Linked DNA regions of Homo sapiens: region 1 is linked to region 2. Evidence: chromatin loops called from intact Hi-C (ENCODE). Cell type or tissue: GM12878. All regions are shown on one strand. Links, peaks and the distances in the headings refer to the core of each region. The heading gives the core; the rest is flanking DNA. Region 1 overlaps NIPSNAP3B (nipsnap homolog 3B). Region 2 overlaps FSD1L (fibronectin type III and SPRY domain containing 1 like).

Region 1 (11,977 bases), core at 328-8,327, 720 kb after region 2:
AAGAGGCTGTCTCTATTTGTGACCTCAGGAATGGCTGTGACAGTGTCGTGAGCAGTCCTTTTCCTGTGGCACAGATCTGAACTTTGTGTGCAGAAAAATCTTGGCTTCAAGTGAGCCAAGATGCCCCCTGAGCATCAGCATCACAACTTCATCCTCCTATCTTGAAGTTCATGTTATAGTGACTTTAATGAAATCATAGAACACTGTTTCTTCGTGAACAATGACGAGGGAGAGGAAAAAACTTTATTGAAAAATAAAAAGGCAGGTAATTTAGATGAAAATATGTTACCCATGAGGTTTTGTTTTTGCTTTTTGTTTTTGTTTTTGAGAAACAGAATCTCGCTCTGTCGTCCAGGCTGGAGTGCAGCGGCATGATCTTGGCTCACTGCAACCTCCGCCTCCCGGGTTCAAGCGATTCTCCTCAGCTTCCCAAGTAGCTGGTACTACAGGCATGCGCCACCACAACCAGCTAATTTTTGTATTTTTAGTAGAGATGGGGTTTCACTATACGTTGGCCAGGCTGGTCTCAAACTCCTGACCTAAGGTGATCCTTCTGCCTTGGGCTCCCAAAGTGCTGGGATTACAGGCATGAGCCACCTTGCCTGGCCCTACCCATGAGCCTTGACTAAAACATTCTTCTATCTGTAGAAAAGCCCAAAAGAACTTTTCCAGATTCAAAAAACTTGGCACTTTGTAATGGTAATGTTTACATTAAGTAAAAAAAAAAAAAAAACCCACTTAGCTTCAGTTTTCAAGTGTTTACTGTGTTGTCATGCACTTCATTTAATTCTCAACACCTGCCCTATGAGGTAAAAAGTACCATTTTACATATGAGTAAATTACAGCTCAGTGGATAAGAAACTCGTCCAAAGGTACAGGTTCAGTCAAGTGGCAGAGGGTTCTTTTTGTTGAAGTTAGGTATCAGTTAAAATTGACCTTGTAAAATCACATCAGCATCAATATACATTAATTTAACAAATATTTATTGAACTTTACTGTATGCCAGATACTTCTCTAGGTACTAGGGGGTACAATGTAGAAGAAAATAGAATTCCTGCTCTAATGAATTTATATTTCAGTGGTGAAAGATGATGTGTGGACAAACACATCTAATGTATTTTGACAGCAATGGGTGCTAAGAAGAAAATAAGACATGGTAATTGGATAACAATGGAGAGAAGTCAGAGATGGCCTTTTCTGAGGAGTGACATGCTCAGAATCGAATAAAAAGAGCAGGAGCAGCCTTTCAAGGTGGGTGCGAAGGATATTCCCGGAAGAAAGAATAAGTGTTGCAAAAGCCCCAGTGGGAAAAAGCTTGGCAAGCTGAGGTGGTAAAAGAGCTATCTGTACTAATGTCTCTTGTACTGAGTTAGCAAGGACAAGAGTGGCAGGGGGTGGAACTGGAGAGATAGCAGGGACCACATCTCACAGGATCTCGCCAGCCTTTTTAAGGTATTTGGATTTTATTGTTAGTGCAACAAGGAGCCACTGGAGAGTTTTAAACAGTAGTGGTGTGACCTACTGTTTCAGAAAGAACACTGGCTACTATGGGAAGAAAGGACAGTAGGAAGACTAATAGATAATGGTGGATTGAACTAAGATGGTAGCAACAGATAGGGAGCTATGGTAATGTTCAGTATCCACTTTGGAGATAGATCCAGCAGGACTTGCTGACAGACTGCATGTAAGGGCTGAGGGAAAGAGAGCTAGCAAGGTGACTTCTAGTTTGTGACCTGAACTAGGTAGATGGTTGTGTTAAAAATGCAGTGGGTATTTCAGTCTGAAGCTCAGGGGCAATGATGGAAAATAAGATAAATGTGTGCAAGTTGGCTGGGCGTGGTGGTGCACGCCTATAATCACAGCACTTTGGGAGGCCGAGACGGGTGGATCACTTGAGGTCAGGCGTTTGCGACCAGCCTAACATGGTGAAACCCCATCTCTAATAAATACAAAAAAATTAGCTGGGCATGGTGGTGCATGCCTGTAATCCAAGCTACTTGGGAGGCTGAGACAAGAGAATCGCTTGCACCTGGGAGGCGGAGGTTTCAGTGAGCTGAGATCGCACCATTGCACTCCAGCCTGGGCAACAAGAGCGAAACTCCATCTAAAAAAAAAAGTGTGCAAGTTATTGGTACGTATATATTTAAGCCTCGGGACTGAATGAGATTACCTAGAGAGAATGAAGATAGGGAACATTCTTGAGCCTGAGATCCTATAACATTTAGAAGAGAAGCTAGCCAGGGAAATTGAGAGGGACTGGCCAGTGAGAGAGAGTAAAATCTGAAGAGTATAATGCCATATGTTGAAGCTCAGAGAATTATTGTTTCAGGAAGGCAGAAGTTGTCAATTATGTCCAACATTGCTGAGAAGATGAGTAAGGAATGTAAATGAGTAAAGGCAGGAATGGCTATTGAATTTGTTAAGACAGAGGTCCTTGGTGACCTTCCTAAGAGTCATTTCAGCATGACAAGGATGCAGACCTAACTGGAATAGATTTTCAGGGAAGACTGAGAGGCAAGGAAGGGGAGACTGCAAATATATGCAAATCTATATTTTTGCTTTGAAGGGAAACAGAAAACAGGACAACAGCTGGTTTACAGAACTTTTATTTGGATTCTTTCCTTGTCTGTTAATAATATAGGCTGCACCTGGGCATCATCGTGCCCTTCCTTTTTGATTCTGCTGTTTTGCTTTTAATCCTACAGGCATTTCTTCTGGCAGGAGCCTTGTACACACTCTGGGTGGTTCATGACCACCACGGACTTGCCCTTTCAAGGCAGAAGCCTGTGATTCAAAAACTTCCATTCCTTCCAATCGACTATTATAAAACTCATTTTGTCTAGTGCCCATACTCCTTTACCTTAGGATCCTGGGCCAACTGTCACTAAAGAAAACAAACCATTTCCTCCTCCTGGGGGAATGTGCTTCTTTCAAGAAGGTGCTTAGAGAATAGACATTCTAGGTGACAGCAGTTATGAAAGAGGTGTCTCTAATGAACCTAACACTTCTTCCAACATACTCCAGGTTCACCCTCCTTTGAAGACAGAAAGTACTACAACTTCAGTTGCCACCCTAGTCAGGTTCATAGGATTTACTCAGTAGGTTAAGAGATGGTGCTGAGAATGAAGTCCAGAGTTTGAGTCTACAAGTGGCATTTGCTTCTCCTTTGGGACTTCTGTGGCAGGGTGTGGAACCAAATCAGATTGGTTGCATATCTGTTTCTCTTCCTGAAAATACAATTCAAATACCTTCATAGTCTGTGACAGCAACTTATAACCAACAGACAATGGTATTATTTTTATTTATTGATGGCACTCCCCCATAGCCAGAACTTCTACTGAGTCATTCATCGTGTATTCCAGGAATACTTTCCAAATGGAGTAGTGAGGCACTTCCAATAACAGTTATGTAATCTGTTAACAGTGGCTCAAAATGACATGTGAAGGAATGATGTACTTCTTTTTTCAGACTCACAGATCTCATATGTTAATTCAGTCAACAAGTACTTAGGGCTTATCACATGCCAGGCACAGGTAATATGACAATAATGAAAACAAAAACCCTTGCTGTCATAGAATTCGGTTTCTAGTGGGAAGAGACATACATTAACAAATCATATATAAGTAAAACATTAATTATGGTGATAACAGAAAAAGAAAGCAGGGGAGAGGGATAGTGTCTTAGTTCAGGTTGCTGTAACAAGAGTACCATAGACAGGGTGGCTTAAACAACAAACATTTCTTTCTCACAGATCTAGTGGCTGGGAAGTCTAAGACCAGGGTGCCAGCATGAAGAAGTTCTGGTGAAGGCTTACATTCTGGTTTCCTCACAGTGAGGGCTCTTCACGCCCTTATAAATGCACTAATTCTATTACCCACATGACCTCATCTAAAACTAACTCACAAAGGCCAAACCTCCTATGTTGAGATTAAGGCTTCAACATAGGAATTTTGGGGGGACAAAAACATTCAGTCTCTAGCAGATAGGGGCCACTGTGGGAGGGGATTACAATCTTAAATAGGGTTGTCAGGGAAGGCTTCATGAGGGCAAAGACCTGAGGAGGCATGGAAATGATCCACGCAGATGCATGTCTGGGGAAGAGCATTCCAGGCAGAGGCAGTGGGAATGGACCCTCAGGTAAGAGCATGTTTAGCAAGTTCAGAGAAAAGCCTCTTAGGTCAGGTCTGGAGCGAGAGTGGAAAATGTAACAGGACAGATCATGTAAAGACTTGTAGACCACAGTTAGAGGCTTGGACAATAACTCTGAGGATGACATGAAGGTATTGGGAGGGGGTGTTGAGCAGAGGAGTGATATGATCTGGTTTATATTTTAGATTATTCTGACTGCTATGTTGAAAATAGGGTTGAGAGCAGAGGGGAAGGGCAGCACACCAGTTAAGACCACTTCCCAAAAATCCAGATGATGATGGGCTTGAACCAGGAGAGTTGCTATAGGGATGTGAAGCAATCAAATTCTAGATATTTGGGACCTGCTGACAGGTACATAATGGTGTATGAGAGAAAAGGCAGTGTGAGAATGACTCTGAAGTCTGTGGCCTGAGCAAAACAGAAACCTGGAGTTGCCAATAGCTGAGATAAAGTTTCTGGTTAAAGATCAAGAGCTCAGTTTTGGACAAGAGGGGTGTGAGATTTCTAATAGACATTCAGGTGGAGGTGTGGGGAACACACCTGGATGTGATGAGCCTGGAATTCAAATTCACATGTGTGAATTTGAAAAAAGATTCAGAAAAGAGGTGTGGACTGGAGGAGCTATCCACACACAGATAGCATTTGAAGCCACAAGACTGGGGGTGATGACGCAGGGAGTAAGTATAAATAGAAAAGAGAAGTGGTCCAAGGACTCAGTCCTTACATCAGAGGTCAAAGAGACAAGATGGAGACTAGGAGATATGAAGGCTTGTGCAGTGAGTGTTTCGGAGAAACGAAGAAACTTCCCAGAAGAAAGGAGAGGTCAACTGCTAACAAGTCAAGTGAAATGAGAACTGGGAAATGAGTTGACAAGAGCAATTTGGCTGGCGTGATCAGAGAATGTTTAAGAGATAATGTGAGGGAAGAAAATGGAGGCAGGAAGTATGAACTACTCTTTTGAGTCATATTGTAAAGGAAAAAAATGGGGTGATTTTACTCTTTTTTTTTTTTAAAGATAGGAAAAAAAAGTATATTTATATGCTGAGGAGAAGAATCCAGTTGAAGGGGAATACTGTGGCTTCAGGAGACAGGAAAACTGCCTAAGCCACATCCTTCAGCAAGTGAGTGTTCAAGTGGAGGGTTTGTCTTTGCTTGGGGCACGGGCGGTTCATCCACAGTGAAAGGAGAGAAGGCAGGGCATGTGGGGTTGGCTGTAGAAAGCGGGCAGACGGGGTGGGAACTTATGAAGACTCTTCTGATTGTTATTTTCTCTGTTAAGTAAAAGGAAAGGTCATTGGCTAAGAATGAAGATGGACGCGCAGGTGCTGGGAGTCATCGAAGAGAATGAAAGAATGAATAAAATAGAGAAAAATACAATGCTATTATATAAACCTATACATTTAAATTACTTTCCTCTTCAAATTAGACCCCCTGGAAGGCAAATCTCTGTCATGTTAAGTTTTAGGAAAAGTCATAATCTACTTGGAGCTAAGTATGAAGAATAAGGTATATGATTTAAACCACATAATTCTATTTTTGCTTAAACCGGGGAAGCCTTTAAGGTAACGTAGAGTGTACCCATTAAAAAAGATAAAAATGTCAGCTTCCCCTTCCCTTTAAATATAGTAAGGCTCAAAGGTAATTGATGTTCATAACCCTAAGGTACTATAACAGTCTGAAGCAAAATATTAAATGTCTTCTGTAGTATTTTAGTTAACTTTTAATTTTATTGGTAATTTATGTGTAGTTAACCACATACTTGTGCCTCAACTATTTCACATAAATGTGAGATGTCTTAGGCCTCTTTGAACTCTGCATGGAAAAGAATGCTGAGGAGGTATGTCTGTTTAAGCTGCCACTGCCTGCCTCTCATAAATAATATCTCACATTGCATAATAGCCCAGATAAACTGCAGATCGCTTAGAGCCTGATAAATGAGAGGAAACTGTACAGTTTGTTTTCCAAATTGCCCTTGGACAGCTAATTCACAATTTACTATTTTATAGCTGTAAGATTTTAAAAATATAAAATAACATAGCTGTAAATACAGATTATCAGAAGATAGTCTGTAAAAATGTAAATATAATATAGCTGTAAATATACACTATCGGAAGTACCAAATCTAGTTTTAGTAGGTAGAGGCATCAAGTAAAATGGAAATGAAAGATGTTTCAAGGAAAACTCCAGGACATCTGTGGCAGTACTAAAGAAACCTTCCTTCTCAGGTTCCCAGCATGCTATTTTATTGATGTAACAACATTTTCAATAAAGTTGGTAAATTATCACTATATTACTGTCTTATAGCAACATAGCAAGAGCTTTAGAGATCATATAAGTATAAAATGTGAATTTAAAAAAACAATGAATATGCAGGATTTTTATTAGGGCAAGCGTTTCCATAACCATAAATATTTCTTTAAAACAAATAAATGTCCCAAGATCTCTGTTAGTGATCCAAACTAAGTAGAAATTAGTAAAATTAATTATAAATGAACAATTTCAGCATATAAACCAACAAGTCTTTTCTAGATTTTTAACACTGTGACCCAATTGCATTATTTTCCAAGTTAGAATGACTAATAATCAATGAATGTAAAAGCAATAATTAATACAGATGACATTGTACTTTTCCACAGTAAAGAAATAAACAATCTAATATTTTTATAAATCCCATTTTATATCACAAAATAACCTTTACTAAGCAAATTTTTTTAAAATCTCAGGAACTATAGACATGATGAAAAGATAGATATTTTATATAAATAATTCAAAAATACTGTCAGGCAAGGAAATGTAAAATCCTTATTTGAGTAAAAGAAAATGCTATAAAGCAATGAGTTATCAAAATACAGAAGAGGTATTCTAAAACAAATGAAAAACCAAGATGATGAAATAGTGACAACTACTTCTAATGTGTAACAGATACTGAAATGCCAAGGTGAAAGTGAACTGAATTATTTCTTAAAGCAGTGGAGAATATGTAACTTTCAAAAATGCAAGAAGCACAGCAAATTAACTAATTAACTTACCACCTCCTTCAAATAAAAGCGAGAACCTCTTGGGAGAATTTAAGCACCATTAGCAGACACATCTTAGAGCAGTTAATGAAATGTTTTGTATTTCAGTAGAAAACTATTTCAATGGTGAAAATGATGCAGGAATCAGAAGCATATTCTGCTGAGAAACTAGGTAGTTGACACTTTCCCGAACTGGAAAAACATTTCATAAGAAGGCATACAGTTATTGGTTGAATCACATTTGTTCTAAAAATAATTCGTGCTTAGTGAAACAGCTTACCAGCCGCCACAACTCTGGGATCCTCATGGGACTTATGTCTCCCAGCTGCACGACTATCTGCACTCTCATTCCACCAAAGAACATGAACTGCAGAAATAAACCACAAGTAGTTTCTGAAATATATGGCAATAGCAAATAAGAAATATTGAAAAAGTGAATCAGAAATGTTGTCTTATTCTTTAAATCAAAATCAAAAGGTAAAACTAAATATGTTAGTTATAAGATTTCAGAGGGATCAGAAATTTGGAAGATAAATTTATAAGTTAAACTGGAAACATAAGGCTGAAGAGAGAATGCAAAGAAACACAGCTTAAGGCACAATTAAGACTAGACCCGAGTTTAATGACTTCCTACTATGTTTTATTTTTTAAAAAAAGCAGATTATAAAAAATTGTTTACTGTAGAAAATTTAGGTGATACAAAGAAAAAATAAAAGTTAGTATAATCTTAACTGCCTAGATAAACCTTTATCAACATATGGTGTGTTTCCTTTAAAAAAAATTAGTAAACCAAATTAGGGTCTTAGTGTATATTATACTTAGTAACAGATTTTTTAAAATGCTGCAACAATGTGAGAATTTTCTATGTCAATGATATTAATTTTGAATGACAAAGACACCAAAAACAATCATGATAAAAACAAAAATTGACAAATGGTATCTAATTACACTTAAGAGCTTCTGCACAGCAAAAAAAAAAACAAAAAAAAAACTGTCAACAGAGTAAACAGACAACCTCCAGAATGGGAGAAAATTTTTGCAAACTACGCATCTGACAAAGGCCTAATATCCAGCCTCTATAAGGAACTTAAACAAGTTTATAAGAGAAAAAAAGAATCCCATTAAAAAGTAGGTAAAGGGCATGAATAGTCACTTTTCTAAAGAAGACATATATGAGACCAACAAACTTATGAGAAAATGCTCAATATCACTGATCATTAGAGAATGCAAATATAAACCACAATTAGATACCATCTCACACCAGTCAGAATGCCTGTTACTAAAAAGTCAAAAAATAACAGATGCTGGTGAGGTTGTGAAAAAAAGGGAACACTTACACCCTGTTGGTGGGAGTGTAAATTAGTTCAACCATTATGGAAAGCAGTATGGTGATTCCTCAAAGAGCTAAAAGCAGAACTGCCATTCGACCCAACAATCCCATTACTGGATATATACCCAGAGAAATATAAATCATTTTACCATAAAGACATGTGCACGTGAATGTTCACTGCAGCACTATTCACAATAGCAAAAACTTGGAATCTTTTCATGAAAACCTATATGCCCACCAACAACAGATTGGATAAAGAAAATGTGGTACATACACACCATGGAATACCATGCAGCCATAAAAAAGAACCAGATTATAACTTTTGTGGGAACATGGATGTAGCTAGAGGCTATTATCCTCAGCAAACCAACAGAGGAAAAGAAAACCAGATACCACATGTTCTCACTTATAAACGGGAGCTAAATGATGAGAATTTATGAACACAAAGAAGGAAACAACAGACACTGGGGTCTACTTGAGAATGGAAGATGGGAGGAGGGAGAGGATTAGAAAAGATAACAATTGGGTACTGGGCTTAATACCTGAGTGATTAAATAATCTGTACAACAAACCCCCATGACATGGGTTTACCTAAGTAACAAATCTTCACATGTACCCCGTGAACCTAAAATAAAAGTTAAAAAACAAACACCAGTTCAGCATTTGAAAAAGGCTCCATAAAGTATTAACATTCTAAAAAAATAAGATGTAAAATAAGATGCTTATAGATTTTTTCAATCCTATAAACAACAAACTCTAAAAATTTGGAGATAAAAATTAAAACAGGTACCAAAATGAAAAAGAGAGACGAACTGATCTAATACACATGGCAACTTCATAGAACAAATGGACAACTGTACCTCTGTTGAGTTCTCCATATTCTGTGTGGAAAACACCAACTACTTTTGTGTAGCCTAAATTGACATGGGCATTAATTGCTCTTTCAAATGCATCACCCCACAGAGCTGGCCCACCAGGTTTCATCTGAAAAACAGCTAGTTCATAGACTCCTAGAATAGGGAGAAAAATAATTATTTCACAGAAGACATTCAAACAATTTCTAACCAGGTTTTCCTGATTTCATTAGAAGGCTAACCAATGAAGTTAGAGGATAATCCATGTATACATACATATGCAGTCACATTTATTGATTCTCTGCATTATTTTTCTTTGCTTTTATGTTTAGAAAGTCTTTGTCCATGTTTAAGGGTCAGTTGTTAAAATTAATCATAAAGAAAATAAAGAAAAAGGACTGGAAGCTATATATAAACTACACTCTGAAATATTTTTAATCTATAAAATTTGTCAGGAAAACAGATACTGAGAATGTATAATGAAGCAGAATTTTCAAGCTGCCTGTCTACACTTTTTAAAAAAGAAATGCATAAGAGAAGTACTTTCTGATATCCTACATTTCCTTCTCCTTTTCAATTTTGAGAGGAAATAACTTTTTCCTTTGTATAATTTTCTCCGGTAGGATTCTATTTCTAGTTGACCCAAAGTCATGTCTGAGCCTTTAAGGAAAAAAAGAAAACCCTCAAGGAGATGGTTTTATTCTTCCTAAATATCCAGGTAAATGCTTAAAAACCATTCTACCTTCTGGCCAGAAGTATAAGATGGGTGGAGAGAAAGAAACTAGAGGACAAGGTAGATTGGACAAGAAAAAGGAAAGAAATACAAAGTTACTAAAGAATTATGAACAACATAGAGGAAGGGAACTATTAATAAGACTTGACACTGAGAAGTCAACTGTTTTACTTAGTGCTGAAAGTTAAGGGGAGTTTTAAGTACATTAGAATCCAAACAAGACTTTTCAAATCTCTTATAATCTAAAATAAAATACAAAGTTGAGTTTATGGGAGACATAAAATGAAATTTAAATTAGTTTATGCTTTTCGAATCTGACCTCTGTTTAAAATTAGATAGAGGTAATTATTTCCTTTAGTGAGCAAGAAGTGAAATCAGGAAGAAGACAAATCTTTTCAAACTGAGAAACAAGAAAGAGGAAGACACAAAAGTTAAACTACAATAATGTAGCTTAGCAGTGTAAGTTAATTCATTCCCCCAAAACAGTCAGTTTACAAGCAAAGATGTACTTAATGATTTAAGATTAGCTGACTTTGTGGAAAAAATACTTTTATATTTAAAAGTTTATACATTTTAAAACTGTGACAAAATTTCATGAACTACGACTCATCTACCTACACCTGTTTTCCTAGCTCCCAAGCCCCACTTTTTCACCTGTATTGACCATGTCAACTTTTGTTAGGCATCCGTTAGATTTCAATATGGAAAAATACTTCATTTTTTGTTTTAAGGATAAGCAATGTTTAAGGATAAGCTCAATGTTTTAAGGATAAGCAAAGAGCTCTAGAACTCTAATTCTCTTTTTTTTTTTTTTTTTTGAGACGGAGTCTCGCTCTGTCGCCCAGGCTGGAGTGCAGTGGCGAGATCTCGGCTCACTGGAAGCTCCGCCTTCTGGGTTCACGCCATTCCCCTGCCTCAGCCTCCCTAGTAGCTGGGACTACAGGCATGCACCACCACACCCAGCTAATTTTTGTATTTTTGGTAGAGATGGGGCTTCACTACGTTGACCAGGCGGATCTTGAATTCTTGACCTCAAGTGATTCGCCCGCCTCGGCCTTCCAAAGTGCTGAGATTATAGGCGTGAGCCACCGCGCCCAGTCTCTAATTCATTTTTATCTCCAGACTCATCATATATTATTATATAAAACAAAGAATTATATATTTTTTTCCTATAGAACTTTACTCTTTATAACTTTAGGTCTTTAGTATTTTACTCATTAAAACTCATAGTCTAAGAGGGAAGAACTCACCTTCTTTTGGAGGCTTTTCTAATTTGGACCATGGTATCAGGTAAGTAATTTCCGTCTCTTGTTTATCAATGCGAGCCAAATTTGGAATGATAGATTGTTCTTGCCATTCCTTACAGTTGGCTAAGGCTTTCCGAACTTCAGCTCGATGAGCAAAATTATCTATGGGAGGAAAATAGTTAAGAAAATGTTTTTTTATTTAAAATCGCCCATATTTTTACTTGAATTTTACTCAGTTCAGCAAACGTGCAAGGCCATATGGGAACCCCATGTTATTATGTCGCTGGAGATGCCAACATAAATATATGTGACAACTGCTCTCAAGTTACTCATGGTCTAAAAGGGGAGTTGAAATGTAAAAAACTAACTTAATTGACATAGAATGGGCTTTATAGGCTCTAAGACTTTCTTAGGAAGTTGTGTGAATTAGGTTCGTTATTCAATCTTTCTGTGCCTCAGTTTCTTATTCTGTGAAGAAAATAGTATAACATCTACCTCCAGTGTTGTTGTGAGGATTAAATGAATTAGTACATGAAAAGAGCTTAGAATGGTGTTTGGCACCTTAGTTAGTACTCAGTATATGTTAACGATTCTTATCAATGGAAGCATTTGATTTATAGAGAAAGACTATTTTTCCTTGGTGGTGG
Region 2 (11,977 bases), core at 2,482-10,481:
AAACTCAGTGTGACTAAAGAAACTTTAAAACTTTATTCTTTAAAGTAACTCAAAATATTTTTCAACAATACATTTATCTTCTGAGAATGAGAGTCCTAAAATGCAGTCATGTTACCTGATAGTGTATATTCAGTACCCTTAATATTATCAATTATCTCCCAGCATCGCTCATCCTTTACACGTGGAAGTCCATCAAAATTAGTCTTCCTATGTTCCAGTATAAAATGGTCAATCTTATTATCTTCTTCTGGCATTCTCCAAGCCACTGTTACAGAGTTATCTGCCACCAAACACTCTACTGGATCTATCTCTGGAGCTTTGGGGACTGCAAAGAAGAAAAAAAAAAAAGACTCATTCATTCCTCATTTATTACAACACTAATCAAATATTGATATCACATTTATATCATTCAAACTGCTTTTTCATTATGCTTTTAAACTGTTCAAAAGTAGATCAGATTAAGCAAAAGGAAAGCCCATAAATGTAAAATAACTATTTTCAAAGTACACACACTAAGGATAAGGAATCGAGAATAACTTGCTACTTCTGAACACATTATATTTTTAATTGATATTTCAAATAGCTGTAGAATATAAATTAAATCAATATTAACAAATAGAATAAATTGCTTTGAATATAATGACTGAAATAATTCAAGAGTGTATTTTCCCTCTTGAATGTATTTTAAAATCTTGTTTCCCAACCCTGCAAAATACTTAAGGATTTTTAAATGTTTCTCCCAAGAGTTCTACAGTTCATTAAAATAAACTGAAGTAAATGAGCCACATTTAAAATGTATGAACATTAATTTCTTTTCCATGAAAGACATATTTCATAGCTTTTTAACATTAACACATGATCCACTGACATAACAAATGTAGAACATGTTCCTCCAGTGATACGGACTTGTCTGAACTGGGTGAAACTATGCAGTCCAGCAGCTACCAGATTTAAACATTTTACTGCTAAAGAAAAGAATTCAAAAGATTTATTCCTGGTATGCAAGGCTAGTTAAACATTTGAAATCAATTAATGTATTCTATCACATCAATTGCAGAAAAATTATATAATGATATCAATGAAACAAGAAAAATACCAATTATAAAGTAAAAAATAAAACTCTTTGTGGATGACATTACTGCCTATGTAGAAAATTCAAAAAACAGGCCAGGCGCAGTGGCTCACACCTGTAATCCCAGCACTTTGGGAGGCCAAGGCAGGCAGATCACGAGGTCAGGAGTTCGAGACCAGCCTGACCAACATAGTGAAACCCCGTCTCTACTAAAAACACAAAAATTAGCCAGGTGTGGTGGCATGCGCCAGTAATCCCAGCTACTCATGAGGCTGAGGCAGAAGAATTGCTTGAACCCAGGAGGCAGAGATTGCAGTGAGCCGAGATCGTGCCACTACACTCCAGCCTGGGCAACAGAGCGAGACTCCGTCTCAAAAAGAACAAAACAACAACAACAAAAAAACAACAAAGAATAAAATTCCTGGAACTAACAAGTGATCACAGAAGGGTTGCAGGATATAAGAGATGAATAAGCGGAACAGAAAGGAACTTTAGGGCAGTGAAATTATTCTATATGGTAATATAATGGTAGATATAAGACACTATACATTTATCAGAACCCACAGAACTGTTTAACACAAAGAGTAAATGCTAATATAAAATATGAACTTTAGCTAATAATGTATCACTGTTGATTCATCAGTTATATCAAATGTACCCCACTAATGCAGAATAGTAATAACAGGGGAAATTGTATATGGAGGAGGTAGTGGGTTTATGGTAACTTTCTGTATTATCATGCTCAATTCTCCACAAATATAACCCTGTTCTAAAAAACAAAGCAAAGTTGGCCCTCTGTATCCACGGATTCAATCAGCCTTGGATCAAAAAATATTCGGAAAAAATAAAAATAACAATACAACAATAAAAAAGTTTAAAACTACAGTATAACAACTATTGACATAGTGGTTACATTGTATTAGGTATTATAAGTAATCTAGAGATGACTTAAAGTATATGGGAGGATGTGCATAGGTTACATGCAAATAACCATTTTTTAGGGACTTGAGCATCTGTGGATTTTGGTAATTCAACGAAGGTGCTAGAACCAGTCCCCCACAAATACTGAGAGATGACTCTTGCTAATTTTTTTCAAAACCACAACAACAAAAGAATTACATATTAAAGTTAAGATGCAAAGCAACATGAGAGCTAACAAATAATAAACCCAGTAAAATAACACCAAGATGGAAAAATTTGACTTAGAAAGGATGATCCATTTCCACTAACTAGAGTCTTCCCAAAGTTAAATTCTACATGTGTAATTGTACAATAAATACTTAGAATTGGATATAACTTATTAGTAAGACAACTGACAACCAAAAAAGCATTTATTATTTGTCATAACCATGAGTTTCCTTCATCTGTCTTGTAGGATTTCTGTCCTTATAATACATATTTGGTAGTGTCTACTACTGAAACATAAGAATTGTAGACTATTCACTGCCAAGAGAATAAAGAGACTATAGGCATTCATGAATTTAATATGCTCTGCTATGCCTACATGTAAGGAAATGTAAAGGCCTATGGCCTGTAGCAATGTGAAAATTTTGCTGAGTCATAAATCTGCAACTGAAAGTCCTGAGAGGTTGGTATAAAAAAAGTCACTTAATTGGTGAGTAGGACTAGTTAGCACCCTGCTATCTACATCTCAATTCAGCTGCCATTCTAGTAAGACTGCACTGGCAGGCAGATTCTTCTTTCTTGTGAATAATGGTCCCCAAAAGAAAGTCAAGTGACAAAATGGAAACTGAGGTTAAAAAGAAAAAAAATAAGAAAGTGGTGACACGTGGGAGGGACAAAGATATTTAGATAATTTAAGAGTGGTATGTCAAATTTAGGTTGACTTGGAGCTAACGTGGGAAGTTCACTCTAGATTCTATATAGAAGTAAGAAAACAATTCATCAAATACGGCATACAAATTCAGGGGAAGATGAAAGATAGTGTACTTATAACATATAAATATTACTTAGGCAAGGCAGAAGTCTTTGGAAGGAAAGCAATCCACACATCTACCTACATACTTCCATAAAGCAACAGTGATGAACTAGCAATAGTGTAGAAATTAGTTGAAGAATTTGCTAAATGTTTTCTCTGCACCTGAATGTAAAAGGTAAGTGGCATCAGCATTGCCAGACTTATTTTCTTAGCTCCAGAAAGGAGAAAGGATATAAAGTCAAAATTTCAATGCATAAGAAATGGCTAAGAGTAGATAATGACTTTGTAATTGTCATTGATCATCGTCACTTCCACTGTTAAGACTCAGGTATGTCCATAACTAATATTACTACATATAATGTACTATAGGATACATTATAGTGGCATTTATGGAATTAATAGATATTTCTTCATTTTATAAGTTAATTTGATTCCATCTTATAGAAAATTTTTATGCTACAGAATATTAAAAATTAGAGATTTAAATGCATCCTTCATGAATTTTTAAAACCTACTACATTTTTCTGCTGGGCATAGTGGCTCATGCCTGTAATCCTAGTACTTTAAGAAGCTGAGGCAGGAGGATCACTTGAGCCCAGGAGTTTGAGACCACCCTGGGCAACAAAGTGAGACCCCATCTCACTTTGACAAAAAAATCAGAAAAATTTAGTTGGGTATGGCGGTGCATGCCTGTGTGGTCCCAGCTACTCAGGAGGCTGAGGCAGGAGGGTTGCTTAAGCCCAGGAGGTTGAGGCTGCAGTGGTTGTGCCACTGTACTCCAGCCTGGGCAACACAGCAAGACCTTGTCTCAAAAAAAAAAAAAAAAAATCTTATTACAGTTTTCCTTCTGGACGAAACTCCTCCAGAAAAAGGTTTCTTTTTTTTTTTAATCATACCTCATTTTACCAAAAAGGGAAATCCTAACTGTTCATGCAATCTATTTGACTGTACAATAAGCATGGTCTTGGTCTGTTAAGCCATTGTTGAAAGCCCAAAAGAAGGGAAGAAGTAAGGTTGAGAAGACGGCGTTTTAAATCATTTTTTTTTATCAAAGTAGTAGTAATATCTATGTGTATGTGCACTCTCTGTCAGAATGCAGAAGTGATGGGAAACCTAGATAAAGAAAATGAAGATGTATACACTGGATTTTAGGGGAGAAAAGTTCTACTTACAACAGAAAACATTATGGGGGAAAAATGTTATCATTGGTATCAGTCATTCACATGAGAAAACTGAGAAGGGGATAGAAAACAGTTAAAGCCTCAACTGCTATAAATCAACACGTAAATTCTCCAAGTATGAGTAAAAAAGTGAACCTAAGATAAATACAAAGTAAAATATACAATTTCAAAGGCAACAATCAAAGTTTTCTTCCTAAGTTAAATAGAAAAGTAAAAACGAATAATGGTAGTAACAACAATAGCTATCATTTATTGAGTGCTTTCCATATTAATCCTTACCATTACAATACCATAAACTTTATATTATCATTATCTTTATTAGGGGCTCAAAGATGTCAAAGTAACTTGCTCAAGATTGCACAGCTAGACAATTAAAGAAGAAACAGGATTTAAACATAAGCAGTTTGACTTAGAGACAACAGCCTTTACTATTCTTAAAGAAAGGCACTCTAAGCTAAGGCCATATATGTTAGTATATAAAAATATATAAAATCGAAGAGCAGTAACATGCAGAAAGATATCTGAATAATGATAAAAAGAAAAAAATATACATGAAAGTTAAACTATCTGGCCAGGTGGAAATGAGTGATCTACAAAACTAACACAAAGGGATGAATGATAGGAACCTAACTGACCTGGAAAACTAAAGGAACCTAAAGGCAGAATCTCTGAAAAGTTCTGAATTTGCCTTATTGATAATTTAATAACCTGGAAAGTACAGTCTGTGTTTGGTAAACTAACTTTTTTGGACCTAAGTATGACCAATAAGAAGAACACAGATGTAAACGCGGAAATGATGGCTGGGTGCAGTGGTTCACACCTATAATCCCAGCACTTTGGGAGACTATGGCTAGAGGATGGCTTGAGGCCAGGAGTTTGAGACCAGCCTGAGCAACACAGTGAGATCTCTATCTCTGCAAAAAAAAAAAAAAAAATTAAAAATTAGCTGGGTGTGGTGGCATGCACCTGTAGTCCTAGCAACTCAGGAGGCTGATGCAGAAAGACCGCTTGAGCCAGGAGTTAGAGGCTACAGTGAACTATGATGATGCCACTGCACTCCAGCCTGGGTGATAGAGAAATACCCTGTCTCAAACAATAAAAAACTGTAAACGATGGGAACTTTAGAAATAAGCAACAGTGTCACCTTAAAGAATTCATGAAAGCCAGAGCAAGAGGACACAATCTGAAAAAAACTTCAAAAATTTCAAATAGAAAAGAAGAGGACTCATATACTATCATAGACTGCTATAACTATCATATAACTACCATACTCTGGAGGGATCCTATGATAGCAAAAAAAAAAATCCCGCATAAAACAATTTTATTGTGTTATATTGCTGAGCTTTTATAAATAAGGCAGTGCTTCTCACCTTGAATGTGTGCAAAAATAAGCCTAAGTTACTTCAAGTCCAACACTAAGACTCTTGAATCAGAATCTGCAGTTGATTTGCATGCACTTTAAAGTTTGAGAAGCACTGGTCAATATCTTCTGATGAATGGATTCCCTTTACAACACTGGCTTCAAGTTATTGTCAAGCTTCTTACCGAATTATTTTAGTGATGGGAAGAGTTACTATTTCCTAAAATTGATCTTGTCATAGTTAGTCAGTTGTGGCTATTAGAAAAGCCTTTCTGATATTATTAAGCTGAGTTTTCTCCATAAAACTACTCCATTTGGAAATGAAAGGGAAATAAACTATCTCAAATGCTTGAGATTATAATCCCTTGGCAAAATTTTTATTTAAATTTTAATTGAAATTGTACTTACTTAAGGAATACAGCAGAATGTCTGAGAGTCCAGCTCCAAGGAGACCCAGTCATAGGAGTGTCCCCACACATTTGTGAGTTTTACCTCCAGGAGCTTACCAGGTTCTCACCATGAATAACTAACAGAGAAAAATCCCCTTATGCTTCCACAGCAGGGGGAGGAGAAAAGGAAGTATTTTGAAATACATCAGAGTTTCTGTTCCCTTAAGAGAAACTATTTAATCATAGTCTAATCTGTTGGGGTTTTAACAGAGACTAAGTGACCTGGGGAAAGGGAAATATCCAACTCCAATGAGCTACTCCATGTGGGCAAAGGGAAATACCCAGACCAACCCCAGCCCACTCCAGCCATCCTGTTCCACCGAAAAATCCAGGAATAAGGAGTGGGGAAAACTGAGAAGTCCCTTGCAAAGTTCACGGTCCAGAGGCACAGGCTCACCAAAAGACTGAGACCTAATTATGGTGCTACAGAATGCTGCCCCTCCCACACACCTTACTACCACATTAATAAAGGCCAGTTTACATCAGTTTCTTTAACCCAATACATGTCTGGTCATCAAGAAAAAATTACAAGACTCAGATATGGCAGAAATGCTGGAATTATCAGACCAATAATTAAAAACAGCTATAATATTCTGAGGGCTCTCATGGAGAAAGCAGAGAGCATAAAATGGAGAAAGTAGACAGCATAAAAGAACAGATGGGCAATACAAGTGGAGCGCTAGAAATTCTAAGAAAAAACCGCAAAGAAAGGCTAAAGATAAAAAGCACTGTACCATAAATTAAGAATAATTTAATGGACTTAATAGCTGACTGGAAAGAATCTTTTGAGTTTGAAGATCTCTCAATAGAAACCTGCAAGATGAAACAGCAAAGACAAAAAAGATTGGAAGAAACCCCACAGAACAGAATATCCAAAATTTACTGTGGAAGTACGAAAGGAGTAAATATGTATAATGGAAATTACAGAAGAAGAAGACAGAAAGGAACAGAAGATATATTTGAAACAATAATGACTGAGAAAATCCCAAACTAATATCAGACACCAAACTACAGATCTAGGATGCTCAGGGAACATCAACCAAAATAAATGCTCCCTGCCATACACACATAAACAAAAACTGTATCTAGGCATATATTCAGACCACAGAAAATCAAAGACAAGGAAAACACTTGAAAGAAGCCAGGTGGGGGCGGAGGAGGGGACCTTACCTATAGAGGAGCAATTCTGTATACCTTGAAATTATCCTTCAGTAGTGAAGGAGAAATAAAAACTCTCTCAGACAAATAAAAATTGAGGAAATCTGTTGCCAATAGACATGCTATGAAGAAATGTTTTTAAAAAGTTCTTTAAAGACAAAGAAACAAAGAGCAATGGAGAAGGATAAGTGAAGGTAAAATAAAAACTTATTTTTCTTATTCTTGACTGATCTAACCAGTAACAGTTAATTCAAAACAATAAGGGCAACTATTTATTTGAATGTGTGTGGTGTATCTGTGCTTACACATACTGCTGCATAAGTGAAATAAATGACAACAATGATACAAGTGATGGGAGAGAGGCAGAAAATCACTAAGTACATGGTTGAACTCAACAACTCCATCAATCAACTGCATGTAATTGATATCTACAGACTACTTCAACCAACAATGGCAGAATATACATCCTTCTCAAGCTCCTATAGAACATTTGCCAAGACAAAGACTACATTCTGGGCTGTAAAACACACATTAACAAATTCAAAAGCATAGAAATCATGCAATGATTAAATTAGAAATCACTTAACAGAAAAAGATATATAGCTGCAAAGTCCCAAAATACTTTGAGATTAAACAACCCACTTCTAGCATGGGCGCGGTGGCTCATGCCTGTAATCTTTGCACTTTGGGAGGGGGGCGGATCACTTGAGATGAGGAGTTCAAGACCAGCTTGGCCAACATGGCGAAACCCCATCTCTACTAAAAATATAAAAACCACACTTCTAAACAACACATAGTCAAAGAATAAATCTCAAGAGAAATTTTAAAATATTTTGAACTAAATGAAAATGAAAACACAACTTATCAAAATTTGTTGAATGCAACGAAAATAGTGCTTAGAGGGAAATTATAACACTGAATGCACATATGGTCATGAGCCATAAGCCATATAACAACATTTTGGTCAATGACAGACCACATATACAAAAGTGGTCCCATAAAATTACAATACCATATTTTGACTGTATTTTTTTCTAAGTTTAGATATGTTTAGATACACAAATTATTATCATTGTGTTACAACTGCTTACAGTATTCAGTACAGTAACATGCTGTACAGGTTTGTAGCCTAGGAACAATCTGCTATATAATATAGCCTAGATGTGTAGGAGACTATACCATCTTGGTTTGTGTAAATACACTCTATGATGTTTGCACAATGACAAAATTGCCAAACATCACATTTCTTAGAATGTATCCCCACCACTGACAAATGATTATATTAGAAAAGAAGATCTAAAACAAGTAATTTAAGCTTTCGCCTTGGTAAACTAAAAACAATAATAATAATAATAATAATAATAATAATAATAAAGCCAAAGCAAGCAGAAAAGAAATAATGAAAATTAGAACAAAAATCAGGTTGGGTGTGGTAGTCACACCTGTAGTCCCAGTGCTTTAGAAGGCTGAGGTGGGAAGATCACTTGAGGCCAGGGGTTTGAGACCAGTCTAGGCAACACAGTAAGACCCCATCTCTACAAAAAAAGATTTAAATTAGCTGGGCATGGTAGCACATGCCTGTAGTCCTAACTACTGAGAAGGCTGTGGCAGGAAGATCCCTTGAGCCCAGGAGTTCAAGGCTGCAGTGAGCTATGATTATATAACTACATTCCAGACTGGGCAACTGAGCAAGACTCTATCTCTAAAAACAAACAAACAAAAAACAAGAACAGAAATCAATGAAACTGAAAAGAGGGAAATCAATGGAAAAAAATCCTGAAAGCAAAACCTGGTTCTTTGACAGATCAATGGAATCAATAAATAACTAGTATCAAATAACTAGTATCAAAAATGAAAGAGGGGGCATCAACAAAGATCCCATGGACATTAAAAAGCTAATCAAGGAATTCTGTGAATAACTCTATGTCCACAAATTTGATAACCCAAAAGGACCAATTCTATGACAGACACAATCTGCCAAAACCCACAAGGAAAACAGACAATCTGAATAGGCCTCTATCTATTTTAAAAATTGAATCGATACTAATAACTTTCCAAAACAGAAAGCACCAGGCACAAAAGTGTTCACTGGTGAATTCTACCATACTTTTCAGGACAAAAGTACACTAACTCTCTACAATCTCTTGCAGAAGAGAAAAATAGAGAGAATACTTCCTAACTCTTTCTATGAGGCCAGCATTACCCTAATACCAAAACTGACAAAGATATTACTCCAAAAGAAAACTACAAACCAGTATGTCTCATAAATTAGATGTGAAAAATCCTCAACAAAATATAGCAAATCAAATCCAACAATTAACAAAAAGAATTATACCCTTGACCAACTGGTATTTATTCCAAGTATGCAGGCTGGTTCGACATTTGAAAAATCAATGTAACCCATCACATCAACAGGCTTAAAAAGAAAAATCTCACAATCATAAAAATAGATGCCAAAAAATGCATTTCACAAATTCCAACACTCATTCAAAATAAAAACTCTCAGTGAAATAGGAACAGAAAGGAACTTCCTCAACTCAACTTGTTAAGAAATAGCTACAAAAAAAATTACAGCTAACACCATACTTAATGGAGAGAAACTCAAAATGTTTCCACTAAGTTCAGGAACAAGGCAAGGATCCCCCTCTTTCTACTGCTTCCAACATAGTACTGGAAGTCCTAGGTAATGCAGTACGACAATACAAGGTATTCAGGTTGGGAAGAAAGAAATAAAACTGTCTTTGTTAACAAACAACATGATCATCTAGGTAGAAAATCCAAAAGAATCAACAAAAAACTCCTGAAACTAGTAAGTGATTGCAGCAAGGCTGCAGGATACAAGGCCTACCACTTTCCTGTATACCAGAAATGAACAAGTGAAATTTGAAATTAAAACACAATACCATTTACATCAGCACCCCCAAAATGAAATCTTTTGATACAAATCTAACAAAATATGTTCCATGTTTATATGAGGAAAACTACAAAACTCTAATGAAAGAAATCAAAGAACTAAATCAATGTAGAGACATTCCAATGTTTATGGATAGAAATACTCAATGTTCTTAAGATGTCAGTTCTTCCCAATTTGACCTACAGATTGATTGCAATCCCAATCATAATCCCAGTAAGCTATTTTGTGGATATCAATAAGATGACTCTAAAGTTTATATGGAAAGGCAAAGGATCCAGATAAAGGCAACACAGTATTGAAAAAGAAGATCAAAGTTGGAAGACTGAAACTAGTCAACTCTCAGACATAGTACGGGAGGCGGAGCTTGCAGTGAGCAGAGAGATTGTGCCACTGCACTCCAGCCTGGGCGACACAGCGAGATTCCGACACAAAAAAAAAAAAAAAAAAAGCTACAGTCATCAAGACCTGGTACTGGTGAAAGAAGAGACAAATAGATCAAAGGAACCAAAGGCAAGCTTCATGAAAGAAACAGTAAGATAGGCTAAACATTATTAGAATTAAAAATCTTGCTCTGTAAAAGACATCGTCAAGGGGAAAAAAAGCCAGACAGGGAGACAATATTTGCAAAAGAAACATCTGATAAGGACTACACAGAATTCCTTTTCTTTTTTTTTTTTTTTTAGATGGAGTCTCACTCTGCTGCCAGGCTGCAGTGCAGTGGTGCAATCTCGGCTCACTGCAAGCTCCGCCTCCCGGGTTCATGCCATTCTGCCTCAGCCTCCCGAGGAGCTGGGACTACATGCGCCCATCACTACGCCCAGCTAATTTTTGTATTTTTAGTACAGAGGAGGTTTCACCATGTTAGCCAGGATGGTCTCGATCTCCTGACCTTGTGATCTGCCCGCCTCGGGCTCCCAAAATGCTGGGGTTACAGGCGTGAGCCACCGCGCCCGGCCCAAAGAACTCTTAATATTCAACAATAAGAAAAGAAACAACCCGAGCTGGAGCCAAGATGGCCGAATAGGAACAGCTCCGGTCTACAGCTCCCAGCGTGAGCTACGCAGAAGACAGGTGATTTCTGCATTTCCATCTGAGGTACCGGGTTCATCTCACTAGGGAGTGCCAGACAGTGGGCGCAGGACAGTGGGTGCAGCGCACCCTGCACGAGCCGAAGCAGGGCGAGGCATTGCCTCACTCGGGAAGAGCAAGGGGTCAGGGAGTTCCCTATCCTAGTCAAAGAAAGGGGTGACAGACGGCACCTGGAAAATCAGGTCATTCCCACCCCAATACTGCACTTTTCCGACGGGCTTTAAAAACAGCGCACCAGGAGATTATATCCCGCACCTGGCTCCGAGGGTCCTACACCCACGGAGTCTCGCTGATTGCTAGCACAGCAGTCTGAGATCAAACTGCAAGGTGGCAGCGAGGCTAGGGGAGGGGCACCCGCCATTGCCCAGGCTTGCTTAGGTCAACAAAGCAGCCGGGAAGCTCAAACTGGGTGGAGCCCACCACAGCTCAAGGAGGCCTGCCTGCCTCTGTAGGCTCCACCTCTGGGGGCAGGGCACAGACGAACAAAAAGACAGCAGTAACCTCTGCAGACTTCAATGTCCCTGACAGCTTTGAAGAGAGCAGTGGCTCTCCCAGCATGCAGCTGGAGATCTGAGAACAGGCAGACAGCCTCCTCAAGTGGGTCCGTGACCCCTGACCCCCGAGCAGCCTAACTGGGAGGCACCCCCTCCATAGGGGCAGACTGACACCTCACACGGCCGGGTACTCCTCTGAGACAAAACTTCCAGGGGAACGATAAGACAGCAGCATTTGCGGTTCACGAAAATCCACTGTTCTGCAGCCACCGCTGCTGGTACCCAGGCAAACAGGGTCTGGAGTGCACCTCTAGCAAACTT

The links. Peaks named below come from ENCODE experiments on the same cell type or tissue, not always from the same donor. Only the 100,000 strongest peaks of a DNase experiment are listed, where the experiment ranks them.
Region 1: a loop joins it to region 2, with 6 times the contacts of the local background. A loop is called at or near these places in 1 of 110 quality-filtered maps.

Annotation. Positions count from the first base shown.
Region 1 is chr9:104,768,378-104,780,354 of GRCh38, reverse strand. It overlaps NIPSNAP3B (nipsnap homolog 3B), which reads right to left. Exons shown (of 6, transcript NM_018376.4): 3 at 11,334-11,492; 4 at 9,357-9,506; 5 at 7,447-7,533; 6 at 2,591-7,358. The coding sequence ends at 7,282. Among named protein-coding and RNA genes, the nearest start is that of NIPSNAP3B, 10 kb to the right of the region's middle. RefSeq lists an enhancer at 4,862-5,111. In GM12878, for the core only: no CTCF peak of the experiment used is centred there; a DNase peak (open chromatin) is centred at 4,844; H3K4me3 peaks cover 1,707 bases; H3K27ac peaks cover 3,577 bases.
Region 2 is chr9:105,494,747-105,506,723 of GRCh38, reverse strand. FSD1L (fibronectin type III and SPRY domain containing 1 like) reads right to left here. Exons shown (of 14, transcript NM_001145313.3): 8 at 116-325. Among named protein-coding and RNA genes, the nearest start is that of FSD1L, 53 kb to the right of the region's middle. RefSeq lists enhancers at 6,008-6,057, 6,068-6,187. In GM12878, for the core only: no CTCF peak of the experiment used is centred there; DNase peaks (open chromatin) are centred at 2,653 and 6,083; H3K4me3 peaks cover 3,069 bases; H3K27ac peaks cover 4,430 bases.